Linked DNA regions of Homo sapiens: region 1 is linked to region 2. A link is a contact called in ENCODE Hi-C or POLR2A ChIA-PET data. All regions are on one chromosome and are shown on one strand. The core of a region is the stretch at or near the end of the contact, and the rest is flanking DNA. Distances in the headings are between cores, read along the strand shown. Region 1 has its middle 87 kb from the start of LIPC-AS1. Region 2 has its middle 130 kb from the start of AQP9.

Evidence for each region. A loop is a pair of places that touch in the nucleus more often than their neighbours do. ChIA-PET counts read pairs that join two places held with the same protein, here RNA polymerase II (POLR2A). Pooled maps may share reads with other maps.
Region 1: a loop to region 2 is called in a map of Caco-2, with 5 times the contacts of the local background. The contact joins two enhancer-like sites. A Hi-C loop is called at or near these places in 6 of 168 maps with a recorded cell type or tissue (Caco-2, heart left ventricle, heart right ventricle and 1 more), 2 of 37 single-sample maps with no recorded cell type and 3 of 50 pooled maps. POLR2A ChIA-PET finds 5 or more read pairs at or near these places in 1 of 52 experiments (activated CD4-positive, alpha-beta T cell).

What each region holds. Positions count from the first base shown.
Region 1 is chr15:58,584,170-58,587,789 of GRCh38, forward strand. No RefSeq gene overlaps it. Among named protein-coding and RNA genes, the nearest start is that of LIPC-AS1, 87 kb to the left of the region's middle. RefSeq lists enhancers at 1,296-1,375, 1,686-1,735, 1,776-2,005. Within about 2 kb of position 1,627, at least 2 of the 41 ENCODE cell types and tissues checked have a DNase peak (open chromatin) inside an H3K27ac peak, as active enhancers do.
Region 2 is chr15:58,268,140-58,271,612 of GRCh38, forward strand. No RefSeq gene overlaps it. Among named protein-coding and RNA genes, the nearest start is that of AQP9, 130 kb to the left of the region's middle. RefSeq lists an enhancer at 1,891-2,185. Within about 2 kb of position 2,067, at least 5 of the 41 ENCODE cell types and tissues checked have a DNase peak (open chromatin) inside an H3K27ac peak, as active enhancers do.

The sequences.
Region 1 (3,620 bases), core at 377-2,876, 320 kb after region 2:
TTGTAAGTAAGCAGTCCATTGCCAGGATGACTCTTTCTTCTTTAGGAGTAACTTGTTCTTCCCTGTAGAGACTTTTAAGATTGTTCTCTACTCTTGTAGCTCAGAGATACAATATGCCTAGAAGCGTGTCTTCTGATCATCATTCCTTCCTGGAACTCTCTTTTATGTTGTTGTTTTTATTTTTCAGAGGCAGGATCTCACTTTGTTATCCAGGCTGGTCTCAAACTCCTGGCCTCAAGCTATCCTCCCATTTTTGCCTCCCCCACATGCTGGGATTATAGGCATGACCCACCACGCCCAGCTCCTAGAACTCTGAGAGGCCAGTCTCTCTCTTCATCTCAGAAACCTTTTAAATATTTTCGCTCACATCTCTCTTCTGTTACATCCTTCACCTCCGTTCTGGATTTTTACTATCTCCTTGTAATCTTGCTCTGTGCTTTCAGATGTCTTTCTCTGACACTAATTCAGACATCAACAGTGACCACTTTCTCCTTCGATTTATCTCTTGAAAGCTCTGGTTCAAAATCATCCTTTTTTGGTTCCAGAGAATCAGTTTTATTGTGCTGCACTTATGTCTCCTTTTCTTATTCTTTGGTTCAAGTTATCTATGTCAGCAGCTATTTCTGTACTGAGGGTTCTGCTTGTAATTCTCCCTGGCTACTGGACTCCATTAGGAATCTTCTTTTCCTTTGTTTGATCACTGGGGCTCTGTTCCAGATACTGAGGTACCTTAAGAGACAGCATTCGCAGCCTGATAGAAGGAACAGCAGTATCAGCCTCCCAGGCTCAAGCTTAGCAGCATGTGGGTTGCCAGTCCTCTGGCAAGGGACTTGAAGGAAGCCTCTCTGCCCCCTTTCTAGTCTCCTCACCTCTCTCAGACACCTTCATAGCAGTGAAGGCAACTCAACCCATCTGGTCAGCTCTTCAAGAAGCAGGGAGACCCACACATTCACGAGGACCTTGCCCCGGATCCCCTCCTTAGGCTTATGATATGGTTCCCAGGCAGGAAGACAATCTTGCCCCAGCTCTCTGACAGGATTCTGCTGTGGCCCGAAGCCTCATTCACATCCCAGGCCTTATCTTCCCCCGGCAAGCCCCAGCAGCTGCTTTTCTCAGGAGAGGCAAATGGGTTAAACTGCAAGTAGAAAAAAGTTCAAGCTGCTATCATTCCAGAACCCCCAGTTCCTCATGTCTCGGAACTTCTTGATGTCTTTATTTTTGCATTCTAAAGTGCTTAATAAACATCACTGAATACATGCTACCACCCCTACCTCAAATCCTGTCTGGTGCAGGTTCAATCAATCATGATGCCTTTGGAAGCTAACTCAAACTGGCTTAAATAAAGAGGGTTTTTTGTTTGGTTGGTTTTGTTTTGTTTTTAAATCTCACACAAAAGGAAGTTCCAAGGTAGAGTGGGGCCTCAGGAAGAGCTGACTGGGCTGCTTGGTAATGTTATGAAGATGCAGTGTTTTTCCTTCTCTCTGCTCCACCATCCTTGATGTTGGCTTCATCCTCAGGCTGTTACCAAGTTGCCCACTGCAACTGCAGGCAGCTCACTCAGGCATGGTAACATCCAGAGAAGGAACAGTAGACATCATGCGGGAGACAGCCCTCTTATCTCACTGGCCAAAATTAGGTGACATGACCATTCCTAAACTTGGCAAGGGTAATGAGATTAACCACAGACCAAGGACCCTAACCACATGTCTGTTAGAGGAGAAGATACTTAAAATCAGGGGACACCTGCTCGCAAGCTAAATGTTCCAGTTCAGTAAGCAGTTTTTCACATGAAAACCAGAACAGTTGACATTCGAGTGTTCACCATATGCAAGGTGCCTTACATACATTCTCCTTTAATCCACATCATAGTCCCCTGAGGTGGCTAAAACTATTATCCCTGTTTCACAGATGAGGTACCTACAGCTTAGCTTTTACAAGGTCACACGGCTAATGGACCATCATTTCCCTCTTTATAGATTCTGTGTCCATGAATGCAGCCTACCATTGCAGTCAGCAACAGAAAATGTCCTTTACATATTAACTCCCTTGGACCCCATGTGAGAGCTATAATTAGGTATTGTACTTTAAGACACTGTCTTTTCATGTTATGGAGCTTGGTAACCAGCTATAAGTGCAAATCATTCATGGCAGACCACTAGCTGTGCCCTCCCTGCTGCCGCTGAGACTGTGCAGAGGCATGTGGCTATGCTGTGGAGTTTCACCTTTGATTATACAACATGCCCAGGAATCCTTTTTATAAAACAAGCCTTAAGATCTTAATATGGGGCCGGGCACAGTGTCTCACGCCTGTAATCCCAGCACTTTGGAAGGCCCAGGCAGGTGGATCACAAGGTCAGGAGTTCAAGACCAGCCTGGCCAAGATAGTGAAACCCCCGTCTCTACTAAAAATACAAAAATTAGCCGGGCATGGTGGTGCAGGCCTGTAGTCCCAGCTACTTGGGAGGCTGAGGCAGGAAAATCGGTTGAACCCAGGAGGTGAAGGTTGCAGTGAGCTGAGATCACACCACTGCACTCCAGCTTGGACAAAAGAGTGAGACTTTGTCTCAAAAAAAAAAAAAAAAAAAAAAATCTTAATATGGAACAGCCAAGCCTTACATATGAAACACTCGACTTACACATTTATTTTGTAGATTTCCCTAGGAACTAACATTTATCTAGGAAATCAAGTAAGTATTTTCTACTCCCTTCTACATATGAAACTCTTTGCATTGGTGGCTCTGCAGTGAGTGTGTGTGTGTGTGTGTGTGTGTGTGTGTGTGTATCAGTGGTTTTCCCATTATAAAACATTTGAGGCAGAAGGTATCTGAAGTTCTATTCAACCCTTCTTCTGTCCTCCCACCCTTAAGATAACCACGTTAACTGTGTAGTGTATTTCTATAGACTCTTTTGCAGCGCATTTTTTATTTAAAGTTTTTATTATGGAAATATTCAAATACACATAAAAGTAGAGAAGAATACAATGAAACCCAACATGCCCATCACCCAACTTCAACAATCAACATTGGCAATGCATTGTAACATAGTTGACATCCTAATATATTTAGTGATTTTAAAAATTATTTATTACGAAAAGAATCCGGTTCATTAAAAATTCAAGCAGTGCAGAAGAGTGAAGTAAAAAATAAAAATCTTCTTACTCTCCCAAGGCCCTTAATCCCAGTGCTCAGAAATAACTTAACAGCTTTTAATGTATCAATCTAGAGATTTTCTCTGAATAAATTATACATTTTTACAAATGTAAAAAATTTTCACACAAGAAATCAGACCATACATATATATTAATACTTGCTTCTTCCACTTAGTACTTCTTGGACTTCTTTAGAAGCAAATACCTGCAGGTAGCCTGCATTCTTCAATGGTTGCAGAGTGTTTCACTGGAAAGCAAACTTAACCCAGGAACGAAGGGAGGGCGACAGCTAGTTGGCTTGTAAGTAGACTCTATCTCAAAAGCCAGAGGCTTACAAAGTGGATTGTGTACACAGTAGGGAGTGCAAAATGCCTACTGGAATGTGGGAAGAAATATGATCTCCGTTCATTTTTCTCTTATCCCTCAAAATTGTGGCATACTTTAAAACATCATCATAGTGCAGTAACACAGT
Region 2 (3,473 bases), core at 817-3,316:
TCTCAGACAATAGAACCAAAGTGTACTGTGGAGAGCCAAGGTGCACCTCCTGATTCATTCTTGTATTCATTCTCATTCCACCAATATTTCATAAGAGCCATTTAAATGGTTATAGGATCTACATAAAACCAACAAATTGATCTTTACAAATGCATTTCTCATCATCTCACCCTTCACATGGAAACTCCTGAATGGTTCCCCATGGCCTTAAGAGAACTCAAAAATCCAAGTATGGTATACGAAATATTCAAAGATCTGGAATCTGCTTACCTACCCAGCCATAATTCCCTCACATGCCTTTTGCTGCAGTTAAAGTACTGAAGTATAGTGGGTGCACACACAAGTTATGCTGAGTTACTTCTAGTTGTATGATCCTAGGCAAAATGTGCTTTACTCAAAAATTATTTAATTATCATCTCCTTTCTGCAGCTGTGTGAGGCCCTGGGGCAGATAAAAAGATCTCATCCTCAAAGATCTAATTGGAAGGGAATGTCAGCAAGTAAACAAAAACTACATTGCAATTGATAGGCAGTATAGTCTAGATGTATGCAAAATGTGTCAGAAGCTCAGAGGAAAGTCTCCTTACATTTCTAGGGCACACGTTTCCCCAGTAAAACAATACACCAACCTCCAAAATTAAACTAAGGGTAAGGCCAATGCATAGCGTAACCTATATGTTTGCTAATACATTGCTGAAGTAAATCAGAAATGTGGGTCGGATCCAGTTATTGAGTTAAGTCACATCTTACATAACTAATGAAATGGAAATTGGTTACACACCCACCAAAGTATGCAGAGCCCTCAGGTGGAGATTAAAATCCCTTCTTGCTGCCACAAATTCATCTCTGCAGTGTTTTAAAAATGCACATATGAAAGTTACAGGTGACAAGCACTGTACAAGCCACTTCACCAAGCTTGAGATAGTCTAGCTATTAATCACCTAAACTAGCAGCCATGGTCTGATGATATGCTAAAATAAAATAATGCAACTCGCAGTGAGGGTTATTTTATTTACATTTTAAATCTTCTAGCATATGTCTCAAGAAGTTTTCTGGCCCAAGGCTGGGCGTGGCGGCTCACTCCTCTAATTCCAGCACTTTAGGAGGCTGAGGCAGGTGATTGCTTGAACTCACAAGTTCAATAACAGCCTGGGCAACATAGCAAAACCCCGTCTCCATAAAAAATACAAAAATGATCTGGGCATGGTGGTGCATGCCTATAGTCCAGCTACTCAAGAGGCTGGGGTGGGAGGACTGCTTGAGCCCAGGAGGCAGAGGTTGCAGTGAGCTGAGATAGTGCCACTGCACTCCAGCCTGGGTGATAGAGCCAGACCTTTTCTGGAAAAAAAAAAAAAAAAAAAAAAAAAAAAGAGGAAAAAAAAAGGTATCTGGCCCAGAAACTTGCAAGAGAGAACAAGAACAGGTATTGTTAAGCTGCCAGAGGAATGGAGACTGAACTCTTCCCTCTAAGACCTCTTAGAAATGCTAGGTATAATGTGTGTCACTTTGTTTTTAATGCACAGCTGCGTTCACAACCAAGAAAGGGAAATTCCCAAGTGATGAAAATGAAAAGAGACCATAAAAGAAAAGTAGTAAGTGATGAGCAGCTGCCAAATTGGATGAGAAGATATTGACATCAGTTTCCTAGGGGCGCCGGCTTTAATGCCCGCGTGGGAAAAGGAAAGAAGTCCTTGAGTCCACATGAGGTAGGGAGTGGGAACAGGGCCGCTGCTTAAAACCTGAACTCTCAAAGGGTGGCACCTGCAGAGAAAGGTGGACTAACAATAATCAATTTACTGGCAAATAGATCAAGGGTGTCTTTGCTCACATTCTGGAGAAGAAAATATACCAATCCAGATGGATTGATAAATTGAGGCATTTATTAATTTATTGCCTCTCAGCTTTGAACTTGTAATACCTGGTCTGGGATCACAGTCTGAACACTGTAAGCCTTTCTCCTTCACAGTAAGGATCATACTATACTTGTCAGCAGAGGGCACTGGAGGGACACTGCAGGAGGAAAAGGGCTTCTCTTCCTGGTTTCTGTGTGAGGGGTTTGGCTTTTTATTGCTCCTGCTGCAGGGTTGGTCAGCAGGGTGGGTGAAGGGGGACATCCAGTGGTGTTCTGCACGGTCCCTCGGTGACCTCACCATTCCAGCCAGTCCTGTGACCACCTTTCCATGGTCCTCCTGACACAGACTTCCCATGCTCCAGACTTTACACCTTGTGTTTCCTGTTTGCCCAGCAACTGCGGATGGGCCGCAGTAAACTCCTCTCCTTCCTGTGAGCTGCAGCCACATCTTTGCCAATGAGTTTTGAACCCCAGCCTCAAGAAGGCCCCATCCTATCCAAATGTGCCCTTCCTTGGGTATTCTCTCTCAGCCCTAGAGTCTCAATGTAGCATTCCCTTTACATCATTTTAGTTACTCTGTTAACATAGCTTAATAATGCCTTATAGTAAATTAACTTATTTAAGTTATTATGTGTGGTTTCTGTCTCCCGATTAGACCCAGACTGATACCACTGAGACATCAAAAATCTCTGGCCTATGCTATTAAAGATACAAATTTATATTACCTAGCATGAGTAAACACAAAAACATTATGAAGGGTTACTTCCTCAACCAAGGTGGCATAGCATTCTCCAAAAAGCGAAATACTGAATATACATCCAATCCAAAATTTAAAAACTCACAACGGAACAACCCTTAAGTATTGTCAAATATACAGTAAAATACAATAATGAATTTAGAACCAGGCTTAGAACTAAATGGGCTTAGAACTAAAGTACTTAGAATAAAGAATTTAGAATGGGCTTAGAACTAAAGTAACTTCTGATAATAAAACAATCCAAAAGAAAAGATTATAAATACGCTTAAAAGAAAATTTGTAAATTAGTAGAAAAAGGAGAGACTTGACAAGAACAGGCAGATTCGAAAAATAACCAAATAAAACTTTTACAAATGAAAAACAAGCCTTCAAAGAATGAGCTCAGTAGCTGATTAAACATAGCTGTAGAGAAAATAGTGGACAAGAAGAACTGAGTAATCTGCACAGAATTCAGCACAGAAAGTTAGACAAAAATATCTATAAAATACATAGAGAAAAGAATAAAAAGCATTGAAATGCAGATAATAGGAGTTCCAGAAAGACAAAACAGAGTGAACTAGGAAGGCAATGTTTGGAAAGTTAATGGGAGAGATTTTTCCAGAATTGATAGAGATTTTCTGAAAATGACTCCACCGATGGAAGAAACACAGACTCCCAAATAAGATAAAAACCTGGAACATTGATAGGAAACTCCAGACCAGAAAAAAAAAAAAAATCTTCAAAGCAACAAGAGACAGATTGCCTACAAATAATTAAACTAAGAGCAAAAATTTTAATAAGAGCCACAAAGATCAGAAGACATGAAATAATATTTTTGTAGTACTTAGGAAAATGACCAGTCAGTGTAGAATTTAATACCCAGCTA